Regions from separate parts of the Homo sapiens genome. Here regions 1 and 2 are each linked to region 3. A link is an interaction called in ENCODE POLR2A ChIA-PET data of the cell type or tissue named here. Cell type or tissue: MCF 10A. All regions are shown on one strand. Links, peaks and the distances in the headings refer to the core of each region. The heading gives the core; the rest is flanking DNA. Region 1 has its middle 17 kb from the start of ZBTB43. Region 2 has its middle 23 kb from the start of ZBTB43. Region 3 has its middle 91 kb from the start of LMX1B.

Region 1 (5,000 bases), core at 1-5,000, 84 kb after region 3:
GCCTCTGCACTCCAGCCTGGGCAACAGAGCGAGATTCCGTCGAAAGAAAGGAAGGAAGGAAGGAAGGAAGGAAGGAAGGAAGGAAGGAAGGAAGGAAGGAAGGGAAACGAAACGAAACAAAACCTACTTGGATTGGCTAATGCCCTAAAGTGAGAATTTGATGTTTCGACCACTGAAAATTTGAAATGCCACCAGGGCCTAGAAGCACCTGAAATCATGAATTAGAGATCCAATGGGAAATAAGAGACTCCTCTTCTTCATCCTAAGCCCCCCTTCTTTCTTTCTTTTTATTTTATTTTATTTTTGAGACAGGGTCTCGCTCTGTTGCCCAGGCTGGAGTGCAGTGGTGCAATCTCAGCTCATGGCAACCTCCGCCTCCCGGGTTCAAGTGATTCTCCTGCCTCAGCCTCGCAAGTAGCTGGGATTACAGGTGCCCGCCACCATGCCCAGCTAATTTTTGTATTTTTAGTAGAGATGGGGTTTCGTCATGTGGGTCAGGCTGGTCTCGAACTCCTGACCTCATGTGATCTGCCCACCTTGGCCTCCCAAAGTTCTGGGATTATAGGAGTGAGCCACCGCACCTGGCCCTTTTTTCTTTCTTAATCAGGGTTCCTGTGGTCCCTCCTCTCTGACATTCCTGCAGTCCTCTGCCTCTCCAGCCACCTATGTGCAGATGAGCCCCACATCTCTGGTTCTAGCCTGGTCTGCTCTGGAATCTCACACCAAAACACCTCCTGAGCATGGCCATTAGGATATTCCACTAGCTCCTCAAACTCAGCATGTCCCAAACTCAACTCAGCCCCCTCCCCTGAACCTGGTCTTCTTATCCTATGTTCCTCTGCAGTGAGTGTGTGATAGCGCCACTATGATAGTTGACCCAGTTACCAATGCCAAAAATCAGAAAGTTGCCCTGGACAACTGCCCCCTCACTCCCACATTCACTATTCAGCAAGACCGGTTAGTTCTTTCTCTTAAATGGCCTTCAAATCTGCCCTTTCCTCTAAGTCTCCACAGCCACTGCCTTAAACATCTTTCACATGGACAACTGCTGTAGCTTTCTTACAGATCTCTCCCACTTCAGTCTTAAAATACAAAGTAGGTGTGCCACTCCTCTGTTTAAAACCCTTCCGTTACTAGGATAAAGATAGATAATGGTTCAATGGGATAGAATTGAGAGCCCAGAAATAAACCCACACATTTACGGTAAATGGATTTTCAACAGGGGTACCACAACGATTCAGTGGAAGGAAGTTTAGACTTTTCAACAAATGGTGCCAGGACAACTGTATATCCACATGCAAAAGAATGAAGTTGGACCCCTACCTCACACTGTAAACAAAAATTAACTCAAAATTGATCGAAGATCTAAATGTAAGGACTAAAACTATACAACTTTTAGGAAAAAAGGTAGATGTAAATCTTTGTGACTCTGGATTAGGTAACAGTTTCTCATACATAACATCAAAGCACAACCAGCCAAAGGAAAAATGGATAAATTGGACTTCATCAAAACTTCTAAATTTGTGCTTCAAAGGACAGTATTGAGAAAGTGAAAATGTCTGCACATCATGTATATGATAAGGGTCTAGTATCCAGAATATATAAAGAAATTTTATGATTCAACAATAAAAACACAAATGCAACTAAATTTTAAATGCTCAAAAGATCTGAATAGATATTTCTACAAAGAAAATATACACATGGCCAAAAAACTCATAAAACGATGCAAAATGTAATTAGTTACTAGAGAACTGCAAATCAAAACCACCAATTGGTGGGGCATGATGGATGGCTCATGCCTATAAACCCAGCACTTTGGGAGGCTGAGATGGGAGGATTGCTTAAGGCAAGGAGTTTGAGACCAGCCTGGGAAACATAGCAAGACCCCAATTCTAAAAAAAAACCAATTGTTTAATTAAACAAAATAAAACAAAACCACAATGAGATACGTTACACCCACTAGGGTGGCTATAACAAAAAAGACAGGCAGTAACAAGTGTTGGAGAGGATGTGGAGAAATTAGAAATCTTGTATTAATATATTGCTGGTGAGAATGAAAACTGGAATAGCCACTATGGAAAGCAGTTCGGCAGTGCCTCAAAAAGTTAAACATACTATTATCATATGACCCAGGAATTTCACATCTAGGTATATGCCCAAGAGCTCTGAAAACATATGATGTCCACACAAAAATTCGTACATGAATTTTCATAGCAGCATTATTTATAGTAGCCAAAATGTGGAAATGATCCAAATGCCTGGGATATTCTTCAGTTCTGAAAAGGAAGTACTGATACATGTGACAACAGGGATAAATCTTAGAAATATGCTAAGTGAAAGAAGCCAGACACAAAAGGCCACATACTGAATGCTTCTATTTATATGAAATATCCAGAACAGGCAAATCTGAAGAGAAAATAAATTCATGGTTTCCAGCAGCTCGAGGGAGGGAAGAATGGGAAGTGATTGGGTGCAGGATTTCTTTTGGAATGATGACAATGTTCTGGATTAGAGAGTGGTGATGATTGTACAACTTTATGAACATGCTAAAAATCACTGAATTGTATACTTTAAAAGGGTGAAGCTTGTGGTATATGAAATAATGTATCAATCTTAAAAAAATAAAACCTTCAGTGGCTCCACTGACCCCGAGGACCTTTCATGGTCTAGCCCCTGCCTACCCCTCCAGCCTCATCCCGTGCTAGTCCTTCTATTGATCACTTTGCTCAGAGGAGCAGATCATTAGGATTTTTCTTGAGATTGTGGTCGATGGGTAAGCAGTTTTTCTGTCTGTTGCCCTGCATCTAAATGTGTCAGCTGCAATAGCACCTGACTAAGCAAAACCAAGGCTGCTGCTTGATCTCCACCTTCCTGACTCATACACATTTCTCTTGAAACAAAACCTGACCCACAACCACACAGGGAAAGGCATCTTGGGACATGAAGTTCCAGCTTAGCTAAACAGACATAGTACCAAGCCACCCGGGTTCTTCTCACATGCTATTTCCCTGCCCAGAGCCCGGTCCCCACTTCTGTTTTCACCCACACATTCCTACTCCTTCTTCAAATCTCAGCTACCCTCAGGAAAGCTCTCTGGCCCTTGCTCTATTCCTGGACCGGCCCCTCCTCCGATCTTCCCTGGCCCACTTTATGAGGTCCAGGATATGCAGTTGAGGAGGTTGTACACGACTCCAAGAGCACAGTTCACACTCCTAGTCATCAGAGTCATCACACACATCCTTAACGTGAATTTCTCCACCAATGGTAGTAAAGTGACTAACGCTTAGGGCAATTCTTTCTTTCTTTCTTTCCTTCCTTCCTCCCTCCCTCCCTCCCTCCCTCCCTTCTTCCTTTCTTTCCTTCTTTCTTTCTTTCTTTCTTTCTTTCTTGACAGAGTCTCGCTCTGTCACCCAGGCTGGAGTGCAGTGGCACAATCTCGGCTCACTGCAAGCTCCGCCTTCCAGGTTCACGCCATTCTCCTGACTCAGTCTCCTGAGTAGCTGGGAGTACAGCCGCCCGCCACCACGCCCGGCTAATTTTTTGTATTTTTAGTAGAGACGGGGTTTCACCGTGTTAGCCAGGATGGTCTCGATCTCCTGACCTTGTGATCCGCCCACCTCAGCCTCCCAAAGTGCTGGGATTACAGGCGTGAGCCACCGCGCCCGGCCCACTTGCGGCATATTTTTCTAACACAGGTGCTCATAGGAGGTCCTGGGGCTGACCGTAGTCCTTTTGTTTCAGGGGATGGAGGTACCTGGGCACCAGGCTGTTTCCCTTCCTAGACTGTGGGCTCCATCTGTCAAGAACCATGTCAGAACAGCTCAATATGGGGTTCCCAGCATTTAGCCTAGGGGCTGGTACACAGCAGACACTTGACATCTATAAAACAAAGGAATGAGTGAATGTCTGGAGGATGAGAGAGGAGTGGCAGGAGAGAGGGCAGGAAGATGGGTGGGCTGGGGGCTTCAGGAACCGGGCTAGAGGCAGAAAGATGAGACAGTACAGTGAGGTAGCTCGGAGTGTGGATTCAAGAGCCAGACCCTCATCCCCATCACTTACCAGCTGTGTGACCTTCAGTGAGTTACTTCACCTCTCTGTGCCTTAATTTGTTGATCTGTAAAAATAGAGCTAAGAATAGCACCTCCCTTGATGGATTGTAAGAGAATTCACTGGGCTAATATTTGCAAAAGACATAGATAGCAGTACACAAGTGTTCATTAAACAAAGAAATACATATATGCATGCATACATACATACATACACAAACACACAAATGAATAAATACAATAAAAAGATGAATAAATTTGTTTCTCTTTCAAAGCCAGGAGAAAATGCAGCAGAAGGTGGTACTGGGGTTCCCTATTCAAGTGGTGGGAAGGCAGTGTAGTGCTTTGACTCTGAAAGTACATAGGTTTAAGAGCATCAAGATAAATGCCCCAGCTGGCAAGAACCTCTAGACTAGAGGGTATTGCATTAGCATACTGTTAGTTAAGGAGTTATAGCTCTTAGGATACCAGCTTCTGCACAATAAAATGATTTTTAAAACATTTTTAAAACCCGATTAAAACATAATGCTCTGTTGAGTTACTGCCACAAAATGTTTTGTTTGCAAATTACAGCCTAGTGGATTTAATTTACTTTCTGCTGACACCCGTATTAGACATGATGGACCAGGCAAGCACAGCAAGGCTGCAGGCTGCGGAACAGCATTGCAGGAATTGGAGCTTGCGGCTCCACCGTGGAGCATCTGTGGAGGAGGTGGCATGGCCAGGCCTCTCCACTCCCACCACTAGGTCCTGAGGGTCTTACTAATGGCCTGTCACTATGGTCCTTCCCATAGGCTCTCTGCACCATGGAGGGTTTGGGGCTTGGCAGGACACTGTACACTGAGGACAGAGACTGAAAAGGTGATCCAGGGCCAAGTTCAGCCACCTGATTGTTTGCCTGGCTCACACCAAGATTTCAAAAAATTTGAGCCAAGCTTTTTTTTTTTTTTTTTT
Region 2 (6,521 bases), core at 1,522-6,521, 78 kb after region 3:
ATCACGACCGTCAGCTCAGCTCACAATCACTAGAGACCACACGTGGGTCCTCTGGTGTGTTTCTTTTGTTTTTGATTCTTTCACCCACTTTCTCCCACCCACTCCTGTCTCTCTCCCCTCTCCCACAGGCAAACATTCTTCTGTCATCAGTGTGTGTGTGTCCATGAAATCATAGATTGCAGCATTCATAAGTAGTATTTGCAGGACTTTTCGTTTGGCATTACATTTTTACCATCTTCCAGAGCTAAAGCACATCATTCTCACTTATTCCATGGAGCTGCGGCATGGGGTTTCATTACTCGGCTATGTTACCGGTAACCTACCCATTCCTTTACAAGTGGACACTTCGGTTGTTTCCATCCCTTGGCCAGTACAAATAAATGCTTTCAGGAGGGATATCCTCAGGCAAGTGTCTTTGTCTACTTGTGTGCAAGTTGCTCTGGGGCTTGTGCCTGGAAGTGGAATTGCCTGGGCATGGGTTGCGTACTCTCAACAGTGGCCACACCAGTTCACTGTCCTGCCAGGACCAGAGTTTCTGCATCCCCCTGTCTTCACCAGCATGAGCCTATCTGATGAGGATCAAATGAGCTTCTCAACACCTCTCTCTCTTTTTATTTATTTATTTATTTTTGAGACAGAGTCTTGCTCTGTCGCCCAGACTGGAGTGCAGTGGCTCGATCTCAGCTCACTGCAACCTCTACCTCCTGGGTTCAAGCAATTCTCCTGCCTCAACCTCCCGAGTAGCGGGGATTACAGGCATGTACCACCATGCCTGGCTAATTTTTATACTTTTTTAGTAGAGATGGGGGAGGTTTCACCCTGTTGGCCAGGCTGGTCTGGATCTCCTGACCTTGTGATCTGCCCGCCTCGGCCTCCCAAAGTGCTGGGATTACAGGTGTGGTTCACTGTGCCCAGCCTCGGTTGTCTTTTTTTTTTTTTTTTTTTTTTGAGATGGAGTCTCACTCTGTTGCCCAGGCTGAAGTGCACTGGCGCAATCTCAGCTCACTGCAACCTCCACCTCCCAGGTTCAAGAGATTCTCCGTCTCAGCCTCCCAAGTAGCTGGGACTACAGGCGCGTGCCACCACGCTCGGCTAATTTTTTGTATTTTTAGTAGAGATGGAGTTTCACCGTGTTAGCCAGGATGGTCTCGGTCTCCTGACCTCGTGATCCACCTGCCTCAGCCTCCCAAAGTGCTTGGGATTACAGGCGTGAGCCACCGCCCCAGCCTTGGTTATCTTTTAACACAAGTGGCTCCAACTGCTGATGCACCTCCTCATGGCCCATCATAACATCCATGTGCTGTGCTCTGCTAGGGAGGTGACACGGGCACTAACTTGGCTATAGCCAGCTGGACAAGGGATGGTGCATAGGTCTAAGACAAACCAAGGTGCATGGCTAGTCCCAAGATGGCCCCTCAAACTCCACTCACACTGAAGGTGCCAATCAACTCATCAAAAAGCAAATGCATCAGCCTGGACAACATCGCAAAACCTGTCTCTACAAAAAATACAACATTTAGCTGAGCCTAGTGGCACGCACCTGTATCCCAGCTGATTGGCTTGAAGGGCTGACACAGGAGGATTGCTTGAGCCCTGTGAGGTCGAGGCTGCAGTGAGCCAAGAGCATGCCACTGCACTCCAGCCTGGGTGACAAAGTGAGACCCTGTCTCCAAACAACAACAACAACAAACACACACACAAAAAAAACAAAAATCAAATGCAGTTTGCTTGCTCACCACCTCTCTTCAGGAAGTCGAAACGTGCAACAAAAAACAGGAATGTGGTTGATTTGGTTTGGGCTCCTGTCCTGAGCCCCCGTTTGCAATCTTCTTGGTTGTCTATGAGACAGGAGGAGGGGCCACAGTATATGACAAACTAGGGCCTAAGACTGGGTGGCCCTGTCCCCTTCAAGCTCCAAATCCCTGGTGCTTTTGCATATAGGCTTTCAGAGTCATAAGCTCTGGAGTCAGAATATCTTGGGTTCAAATCTCATCTTAGCCACCTGGCAGAGCTGTTGTAAATGACAAGCACTCAGTAAATGCGAAGAGCTTAGCAGGGCTCCAGGCACATACTAAGCCTCGAAAGTGGCAATCTATTACCATTAACAACCCATAACATAGGAGATACATTCTCCACCTTATGGATAATAAAAGTCATTCCCAGAGAGGCTGATAGCTTGCAGGAAAACAGAATTCAAACCCAGGTTTGGGCCAGGCACGGTGGCTCATGCCTGTAATCCTAGCACTTCGGGAGGCCGAGGTGGGCGGATCACTTGAGGTCAGGAGTTCAAGACCAGCCTGGCCAACATGGTGAAACCCCATCTCTACTAAAAATACAAAGATTAGCCAGGCGTGGTGGTGCTCACCTGTAATCCCAGCTATTCGGGAGGCTGAGGCAGGAGAAGTGCTTGAACCCGGGAGGCAGGGCTGCAGTGAGCCAAGAGGGCACCACTGCACTCCAGCCTGGGTGACAGAGCAAGACTCCATCTCAAAACAAAACAAAACAAAACAAAAACAAAAAACAAAAGCCCGGGCGCGGTGGCTCACACCTGTAATCCCAGCACTTTGGGAGGCCGAGGCGGGCGAATCACGAGGTCAGGAGTTCAAGACCAGCCTGACCATTTTTAGTCTCTACTAAAAATACAAAAATTAGCCAGGTGTGGTGGCGGATGCCTGTAATCCCACCTACTCAGGAGGCTGAGGCAGGAGAATCATTTGAACCTGGGAGGCAGAGGTTGCAGTGAGCCGAAATTGCACCATTGCACTCCAGCCTAGGTGACAGGGTGAGACTCCGTCTCAAAAAAAAAAAAAAACAAAAAAAGCAAACAAACAAACAGAAAAACAGGTCTATGGGTCTGGCCCCTCTATTTGTTCTCGCTGCCTGACTTCATTGACTTCCACTCCTGCCAGGAGCTGGACTGAGTCGAGAACTAGATGCCTTCATAGAGCTCCAGGTCCTGGTCTTAGGGTGGGAGACCGGCCCCCTTAGCAGGGGTCCCTCAGGGAGTGGGAGGACCAGGGCGAGCCTGGGTCCAGGCAGGGCTACAAGAGGCTCCCAGGTGATGGGGAAGGGGGCTGCCTGGCCCTTCTCCAAGCACATTTAGAGCCAACCCAAGGGAAACCCCGATTCTGTCAGTGCTGGCACGCCTGGGGCACAAGCATCGGAGACATTAAATATTAAACACGTCGGCTGCCTTCCAAGCTTGGTAATTAAAACTCTTATTTCATATTTTACACAGGATGGACGGGGAGGTCACAGACTGCTCTTAGATGTTTCATAGTTCCTTGTTCACAGATGAAGTGGCTCTTCCGAGGAAAACCTCCTCTCACTTGGGATCCTCGCGCCCTATTTATTAAGTGATTTCCTGGGAGGGAGGCCAGGGAGCGGAGGTCGGGGAGGTCTCCGGGGTGTAAGGCCCCAACCAGGAATCCCAGCAGGGTTTTGGGCTTTCTTTCTGCTTCTCCAAAATGGGCCTGGGTTCCCAGGAGACGGCCGAGGGCGCCTCGCCCCTGCTGGAAGGGCAGCCTGGGAGCTGGAGTTGGCAAACGGGAGGGGACGGGAGGGGACGGGAGGAGCCCCAGGGGAGGGGGCGTCTTCCCTTAGCTTTCAGCGCCATCTGCTGGCCGTATGCTAAACTGCCGCTCCCCCGGAGGCCAGCTAGAGACCAATTTCGAGTTCTGAGCAGGGAGAGAGAGGAGGGGTTCCAGGACAATCAGGCCTGGAGCTTCCAGAAACATTCCAAAAACACAGTTTAGATTTTTAATTGTTCACTCAGTCATTCTCCCGGGGTCTAGGGAGAAATAGGACTCAGACTCGGATCTCTGGGGACCTACCCCAGCATGATAACCTGGGTGTGCCTGGGGTTCATGGGGGCCTGGGAATCACGGAGGCCCCCTCACCTGCATTCACTGTGTGCCAAGCACTGGCCTACATCACTGACATTTGTTGTATCACTGCAGGTGCTGTGATCTTGCTGCCGTGCTCATTTGACAGATGAAAACACTCAGGCTGTGAGAGAACCCCAAAGCCAGAGGATTCCCTTGATCACTCCCCACCATGGCCAACATGATGAAATCCTGTTTCTACTAAAAATACAAAAATTAGCCGGCCGTGGTGGCAGGCACCTGTAATCCCACCTACTCGGGAGGCTGAGGCGGGAGAATTGCTTGAACCTGGGAGGCGGAGGTTGCAGTGAGCCAAGATCACACCACTGCACTCCAGCCTGGGCGACAGAGCAAGACTCCATCTCAAAAAAAACAAAACAAAAAGAAAGAAAGAACAAGGGAGAGAGGAGAAAGCAAGCAAGCCAGTGTGAGGGAAAAGGAGTGAGAATGGGGAGGGCCTGAGATAAGACTGCAGCAGAAGGTCCGGGGCTACTGGATTTGAACCTATAGCTTTAGAGCATGGGGCACCATGGAGAGAAGAGAGGTAGGGAGGAACACGAGCAGATTTGTGGTTTTTTGGGGGTTTGTTTCGTTTTGTTTTTTGAGACAGAGTCTCACTGTGTCGCATAGGCTGGAGTGCAGTGGTGCAATCTTGGCTCACTGCAAGCTCCGCCTTCCGGGTTCACGCCATTCTCCTGCCTCAGCCTCCCGAGTAGCTGGGACTACAGGCGCCCGCCACCACGCCCAGCTAATTTTGTGTATTTTTAGTAGAGACGGGGTTTCACCGTGTTAACCAGGATGGTCTCCATCTCCTGACCTCGTGATCCGTCCGCCTTGGCCTCCCAAAGTGCTGGGATTTGTGTTTTTAAAATAACCCTCGGGCTGCACAGTGAAGCATCGCAGTGTAGGGAGCAGGGTGGGGGAAGGCTGGAGTCAGGGAGCCCAATTTGGAAGCCGCTGTAGTCAGGTGAGAGAGGATGGGGTTGGGGGAGGGAGCCTGAACTAGGGCAGAGGAGACAGGAGTGGAGATAGTGGATGGATGTGGAGATTGAAGCTGGAAATAGAGCCCAAGAAGTATCCATGGCTCACATTTCTGCAAAACTGGACACCTGGAGGTGACGTTCACTAAAATGAGGCCCATACTTCTCCCACCACATCTCACTGGCCAAGAGCAGTCAAGGGTGGGAGCATTCTCCACCTTTGGTGGGAAAGACCATGAAGTTACATGGCAAAGGGTGCACATGCAGGGGGACTAAAGAATCAGGGCCAGTGACGCACAGTTTTTTGTTTGTTTGTTTTTTGTTTTGAGACAGAGTCTTGCTCTTGTTGCCCAGGCTGGAGTACAGTGGCACGATCTCGGCTCACTGCAACCTCCGCCTCCCAGGTTCAAGCAATTCTCCTGCCCTCAGCCTCCTGAGTAGCTACAGGTGTGCACCACCACAGCCTGCTAATTTTTTTTTTTTTAATTTTTAGTAGAAATGGGGTTTCACCATGTTGGCCAGGCTGGTCTGGAACTCCTGACCTCAAGTGATCTGCCCTCCTCGGCCTCCCAAAGTGCTGGGATTATAGGTGTGAGCCACTGTGCCCAGCCAGGTGTCCAGAGAGAAAATGATCGATGTTTGAGAAGCCACCTTCCCCTTCCACACCCTTGTCCTGGTAAAGGAGAAGGAGTCTTGCTTGCTGATTCAGCTCCTGGCCGCCCTTCTCTTGTGGGGATTCTGGGTGAATGGTGAATCTCACATAAACAAGCTAGAGGTTAATCTATGTAAAAAAGACTTGAGAGTGAGGGCAGGTTAGGGAGAAAAAAACTGCTTAGGCAAGGAGAAAGAATACTGCCTGGCTCCCAGTAGCAACATGGGCCTTATTCCAGCCCTTCCTAAGGCCTTGCCAAATTCCCAGCATTAGTTCCTTTTAATAAGCCATCAGAGGAGACTAGGCTGGGAGTGATGAGACTTGGCATGCATTTTTTTTAGAACACTGGCTAAGAATAGCTGAGAGGTTCTCAAGGGCAACAGGTAGGAGGGGTCAGGCCATCCTTATCACAACGCTCTAGTCATTAAAACAGTGTGGTTTCAGCACAAGGACAGACACAAAGACTAATAGAGGGGAAGGTAGAACCCAGAAGCAGACCCTCAAACACACAGGCACATAATCCATGACAGAGGTGGTCCACAGAGCAGTAGGGGACAGAGAGAGTCTTCAGTAAGTAATTTTGGGACGAAATTGAGTACCCATGTGGAAAACATGAAATGGACCTCCACCTCCGCCATATGCAGCAACACCCATTCCCTGCAGGCCTCCCGGAAGGTCTGGAACCAGGAACTGGAGAGCTATTGGAACCGTGGCAGCTCCGCCGTCCCCGGCCCACTTTTCCCCCTCCCCTCCTGATGCTTACAGAACGCATTTTAGACACTGGGCACTGTGCTAACGGCTTCTTTGCATTCTCATTGAGTCTCCACAACATTCTTCTGAGGCCAGTATGATGACCCCATTTTACAGCTGACGAAACTGAGGCTCAGCGATTGAGTCATTTTCCCAAGGGTATATAAATTATAGGATGTGGGGTTGGGATTTGAACCCAAATAGGCCAGTTCCAGGGCCTACTGTTTTACAGCATCTGATATGGTTCAGCTGTGT
Region 3 (5,000 bases), core at 1-5,000:
CAGGGCTGGGCCTCAGAGTGACCAGACGGGATGCTGAGCACCCGGGTCTTCAACCAGGTGGCTGGCCACTGAGGCACGGGATGGATGAGTTCCCCAGAGGAGGACGGCATGGGAGGAGGAAGAAGCTGAAGCCAAACCCTGAGGAATCGTGAGGACTTGGGATGGGATGTGGCTGTGGGGTCTCTAGAGATGGTGGCAGGGATGGGGAGTATGGTGGTGATGGCAGAGACTCGAGGGAATTTGGTTTCCAAGGTGCATTCCTTGAAACTCTCAGGGTGTGTGTGCATGTGTGGACGTGTGTGTGTCTATGGAATAGCTCTGTGGGCCGGTTTGCCTGGATATGTCCTGCATGAAGCTGGGGGTCTGCAGGTGTCAGACCATCGTGCATGGCTGTGTCTCCTGGCGAGGCCGCATGTCTCTGCACCTGGAGACACGTGTCCCTGATGTGGCGACGTGCTGGTGGAGATGTTTGCATACCCCACACGGCGTCATTGCCTATCTTTGCATGTCTGCATCTGGGAGGCCTCTGGGCCTCCTGTCCGCAGACCTGACGTCCCAGTGTTCTCTCCCTTCTGCCAGCCCTCTGGTTGCTCCCCGACCTCCTCTCCCCACACCTGTGGCAGGGACCACCCGAAGGCCACCTCTCATCCCTGGATGCCCGCGGGCACCAGCGCCCCCTAGGGGCAGGCCCCGCCCTGCACCCTCTTCTGGGCTCTCCATTCACAGCCCTCCCCGGGCAGTTCCAGCTGCCTTCAGAGTCTAACGACTTGGAGGACCTCCGGTTCATGTCCTCCTCTACACTCCAACAACCCCAAGAGGCAGGTCCCCATGTTTCTGAAGGGAAAACCCAGGCTTGGAAGGCGAAAGCGACCAGCCCAATGCAGCAAAGCTAGCAAGGGACAGCCGAACCAGGGCTCGAACCCAGGTGCAGTTGCAAACCCATGGCCTGGCCACCACGCCAGCTGCCTCCCCAAGACCAGACTCTCTGGCCCTGCGATCCGGTCCTCCAGGTCAGGCCCAGGGTCCCGGGAACAAGGAAACTCCTACCTTCAGAGTGCCTCACTGAGGCTCAGAGAAATCAAGTTGCTCAACCCAGACTGCACAGCACAGAGGGAGGATTAATGGGGCTTTCTGTCCAAGCCACAGGCTGGGCTCATGTGAGGAGCTCTCTAAGCTCCACCCTCGCCCATAATGGGCTGACAGCTCTCTTGCCTACAGCAACCGTTTAAAATCCTGTCACTAAAAAATGTGGGGTGAGGGGTGAAGGGGAGGAGCTGTGCTAATCCGTCTCTCCCTTGTCACCTGCCTGTCTTCTTTCCCTAGCCCAGAAGGTAAAGGCATGGGTTGGCAGAGAAAATGTAGGCTGAGTCCCGGGGAATAAGCGGTCACCCTCTGAACCCCCTTTCTGGGAGCAGATTTTTAATTTTGACTGTCACCCAGGCTGGAGTGCGGCGGTGCAATCATAGCTCACTCTAAACCTCAGACTCCTGGGCTCAAGCAAGCCTCCAACCCAAGCCTCCTGAGTAGCTGGAGCTACAGGCACACGTCACCATACCCAGCTAATTTTTTAAGTTTTTCTGTAGACACGGAGTCTCTGTTGCCTACGCTGGTCCTGAACTCCTGGTCTCAAGCAACCTTCCCACCTTGGCTTCCCAAAGCACTGGGATGATAGGTGCGAGCTGCTGTGCCCAGCCCAGGGGCCAGTGTTAAACAGGACGGGCACTAGTGGAATGCCTGCCCCTGCCAGTCTCAGACTTTGGGCCATTGGCCCTCACGACAACTCAGAACAGCTCCTAGCCCATTGCACAGATAAGAAAACTGAGGCTTGGAGAGTAACTTGGTTCCGGAATGATTCCTCCCAGGAATTTGAGGTTTAGGCCATGGATCCTGTGGAGTTGAGAAAGGAGAGATCACAGGCAAGGAGTATAACTCTGAGGTCACCCTACAAAACTTATCTTCAATGACTCTGAGAGCCCCCAGTCCTGCCTCTGGAACCCCTCACTGCTGCCAGCCCCTGTCGCGCACCCCAGATTGGAGAAGGTGAGGTATGTGCAGCAGCTGTACAGATTGACAATCAGCCTGGACAGATGGGCATATGGGGGACGGTCAGGAGGAGGGCCACCACATAGAGCCATGCAATCCCTAGCATCATGTGAGTGGCACCCTGGATGCAGGCAGTGCAGTGGCAGGTCAATGCCTGGCCTGCAGGGTGGTCAGCTGGCGGAGACGCAGAACGTTGGGAGAAGGCTGCTGGGTTCCCCTCAGCTCCTCATCAGCAGGGAAGGGAGCACTCGGGGAGCACTCCCACGCACCTGACACTGGCTGAGCCTCCTGTGTCCTGCCTCACTGACACCTCGCAGCCCCGGGGGCAAATGATGTCCATTTGGAAGATGAGGACATGGCCCTCCAACCCCCATTCCTCCCAGGACCACCTGTCCTCCAGCTGTCACTGGTCTGCCCCAGAAGCCCCCTTTGGCATGAGTTTCCCCTGACTCTATGCCAGGCAGACCTTGACCCCAGGCATTGATGGACACGGGGACTCTGTTCATGGCTTTGACTTCAGAGCAACCCCTGCAGCCTGACAGAAGGGAGACCTGCCCTGGGCTGCTTCTTGCTTTGCCCTTCAGCCCTAGCTTGGCAGAACCTTCCCAGACCCAGCCCACCTGGGCAGAGCCTAAGAAGGAGTTAGGAGAAAGACTTACAGGACTCAACGAGTGGCAGGCTGATGATGGCTGTGCCTGGGAAAGCAGAGAAAGCCTCCTAAAGGAGGGACGTTCGGGCTGAGCCTGCAAAGATGAGTCAGCGTGCGTGGGGTGAGAGGAGGCGGGTAGGTGGAGCACAGGCTCAGAGGTGGGAGCTGCAGAAGTCTGGGGCAGCAGGGCACAGCCAGCTTGGATTCACAGTCTGAAGGCTGGAGGTGGCAGAAGGTGAGAGCCCCAGCACTACCACGCTGGGCATGCCAGGGTCATTCATGTCCTTGGCAGCAAGAGACACTTAACATGTCACATCCTGTTCTTTGATTTAGCAGGGAATAAAATGAGCACACTACGAGATACTGGAAATGCAAAGGAGTGTATGTATTCTCAAACATACCTATTCATGGCCCAAAGAGGAATGACAAAAACCTCTTTACCCACTTACTAGACAAAGAAAATGTACATTTTTAATTCCTTAGAGTCCTGGGTGTTCCCCTACCATAGTTTCAAGAGCCTTCATTTCTTCACTGGGAAAACTGATCCCAATAGCTCAGCCACAGCACAGAAAGCCCAGAATCTCGTGGGAACGGGCCCAAGGGAAAGCGGCCCTTGGTGCATCTTCCCTCTGCATCGAACATGCAGGTGGCTTGCTGTGAGGAGCACTCCACTTTCACTCGTGGCCCCCAATCCCCCTCCCCGTATCAAATCTTGGGGCGCTTTGCTGTTAAATCCCCAGAACAGACCTGAATTTCGCTACAAACCTGCAATCACCCGTCAGGCCACGAGGTGGCGATCCGGAGTCAGTCAGGTGTAGCCCACGTGGCCGGCGGAGCGCTGAGGGGCGGCGGGGACTGAGGAGGCTCCTGATCGTGGCCAAAGAAGGCAGGAGCGAGGACGCCGCCTCCGCAGAGGCTTCTGTGAGCCCCGCACTGCGTGGGCGCTGCTCACCGAGGACACCGCGGATTCCCCCACGCAACCCTGAGTGGATGGAAGCGCGCATTCCCATTTCACAGGACAGGAGAGCGGGCTCAGAGATGTTAAGGAGCCTGCCTGAGGCCACACAGCTGGGAAGCGGCAGGCTGGGGTCTGAACCAGGGCTGGGGCAGTGCAGAGACACACGAGGAGGAAAATAGAGGGAGATGGGCAGGGAAAAACCAAAAACGATAGCAACCGCTTTGGAGCCTTGTTATGCCTGACCCACGGACTCCTCACGCCGACCCGTGCGGCGGGGACTGTTGCCACCCCGTTTTATTGCTGGAGATGGTGAGGATCAGGAAGGCTAAAAGCCTGGGGGGCGCTGCTTACCCGCAGCTCCGTGGCCCCGCTTACCCGCAGCACCGTGGCCCCGCTTACCCGCAGCACCCTGGCCCCTGCCTACGGCGCTTACCCGCAGCTCCTCGAGCCCGGAGGGAGGGCCATGAGGTGGAAGTAGGGGACAGCTGAGCAGCCACCCCCCACCTCCCACCCCCATCCCCTGAGCTGCCACCTCCCACCCTCACCCGCAGCCCCAGCCCAGCCGGCCCCTTTTCCCTCGAGCAAGGTCAGCAGGCTTAGGTCCTCCCCAGGCCCCAGGCCAGCTTCCCCTTCCCCAGGACCGCCTCCAGGCACACGAGGGGGTCTCCCCGACCAGAGTGAGGCTCATCCCTCCAGGGGATGAGCCGTCCCCTGTGGATACCTCCAGAGCAGGTGGATACCTCCTTTAGGCCAGGGAAGCTTCTGCCAGCTGTGTTTCCTGTGACACCAGCCTTCCCTGCCCCATCTCTGAGGCTGATGGGCAGCTGTCAGGGGAACAGACACTTAGGCCTCCCGGAACCACATGGGCTGCGCCAGAGGCGGCATCGAGGCCTGGGCAGTGGGAGCTTGTGCCTGCCAGTCCGCCAGCTCTGAGCCTGGTGGCCAGAGCACCCCATTCCCTGTGACCCGTCCAAAGCTGAAGTCGGGGCCCCTTCTCGAATCACAGTGCAGGGATGCTCTCAGCCATGTTCCTCACCACGCGGGGGAGCCCTAGAGCTCACGGTCAATTCACAGGCAGAAGGAAGAGTCAGAGAGAGGGGCGGCCCCAAGGCTTCACTTTATGTAGGCATTGAAGGGCTAACAAATACATGGCCAATAAAGCACTTATTGCTTAAGCTAGTTTGAGTCTCTGTCACTTCTTACCAAAGAGTCCGGATTAAACCCCACACCATCTCACAGAGTTTTGGGGTGAATAAATGAGATATTTTTATCAGTGCTCAAAAAAAATAGTAGCTAAAATGATTCTCAACAGAGCACAATGACTGTCTTTGCACTTTCTCCTTCACATTT

The links. ChIA-PET counts read pairs that join two places held together with the same protein. Peaks named below come from ENCODE experiments on the same cell type or tissue, not always from the same donor. Only the 100,000 strongest peaks of a DNase experiment are listed, where the experiment ranks them.
Region 1: POLR2A ChIA-PET joins it to region 3 with 16 read pairs; 19 of 35 experiments call an interaction of 5 or more read pairs at or near these places.
Region 2: POLR2A ChIA-PET joins it to region 3 with 15 read pairs; 19 of 35 experiments call an interaction of 5 or more read pairs at or near these places.

What each region holds. Positions count from the first base shown.
Region 1 is chr9:126,785,927-126,790,926 of GRCh38, forward strand. No RefSeq gene overlaps it. Among named protein-coding and RNA genes, the nearest start is that of ZBTB43, 17 kb to the right of the region's middle. In MCF 10A, for the core only: no CTCF peak of the experiment used is centred there; a DNase peak (open chromatin) is centred at 2,885.
Region 2 is chr9:126,778,343-126,784,863 of GRCh38, forward strand. No RefSeq gene overlaps it. Among named protein-coding and RNA genes, the nearest start is that of ZBTB43, 23 kb to the right of the region's middle. RefSeq lists an enhancer at 1,211-1,380. In MCF 10A, for the core only: a CTCF peak has its summit at 3,619 (motif pointing left); a DNase peak (open chromatin) is centred at 3,609.
Region 3 is chr9:126,701,956-126,706,955 of GRCh38, forward strand. No RefSeq gene overlaps it. Among named protein-coding and RNA genes, the nearest start is that of LMX1B, 91 kb to the left of the region's middle. RefSeq lists enhancers at 191-785, 2,829-3,554, 3,355-3,649, 3,555-4,280, 4,281-5,000 and 1 more. In MCF 10A, for the core only: CTCF peaks have their summits at 672 (motif pointing left), 874, 3,486 (motif pointing right) and 4,675; DNase peaks (open chromatin) are centred at 2,796, 3,496 and 4,706.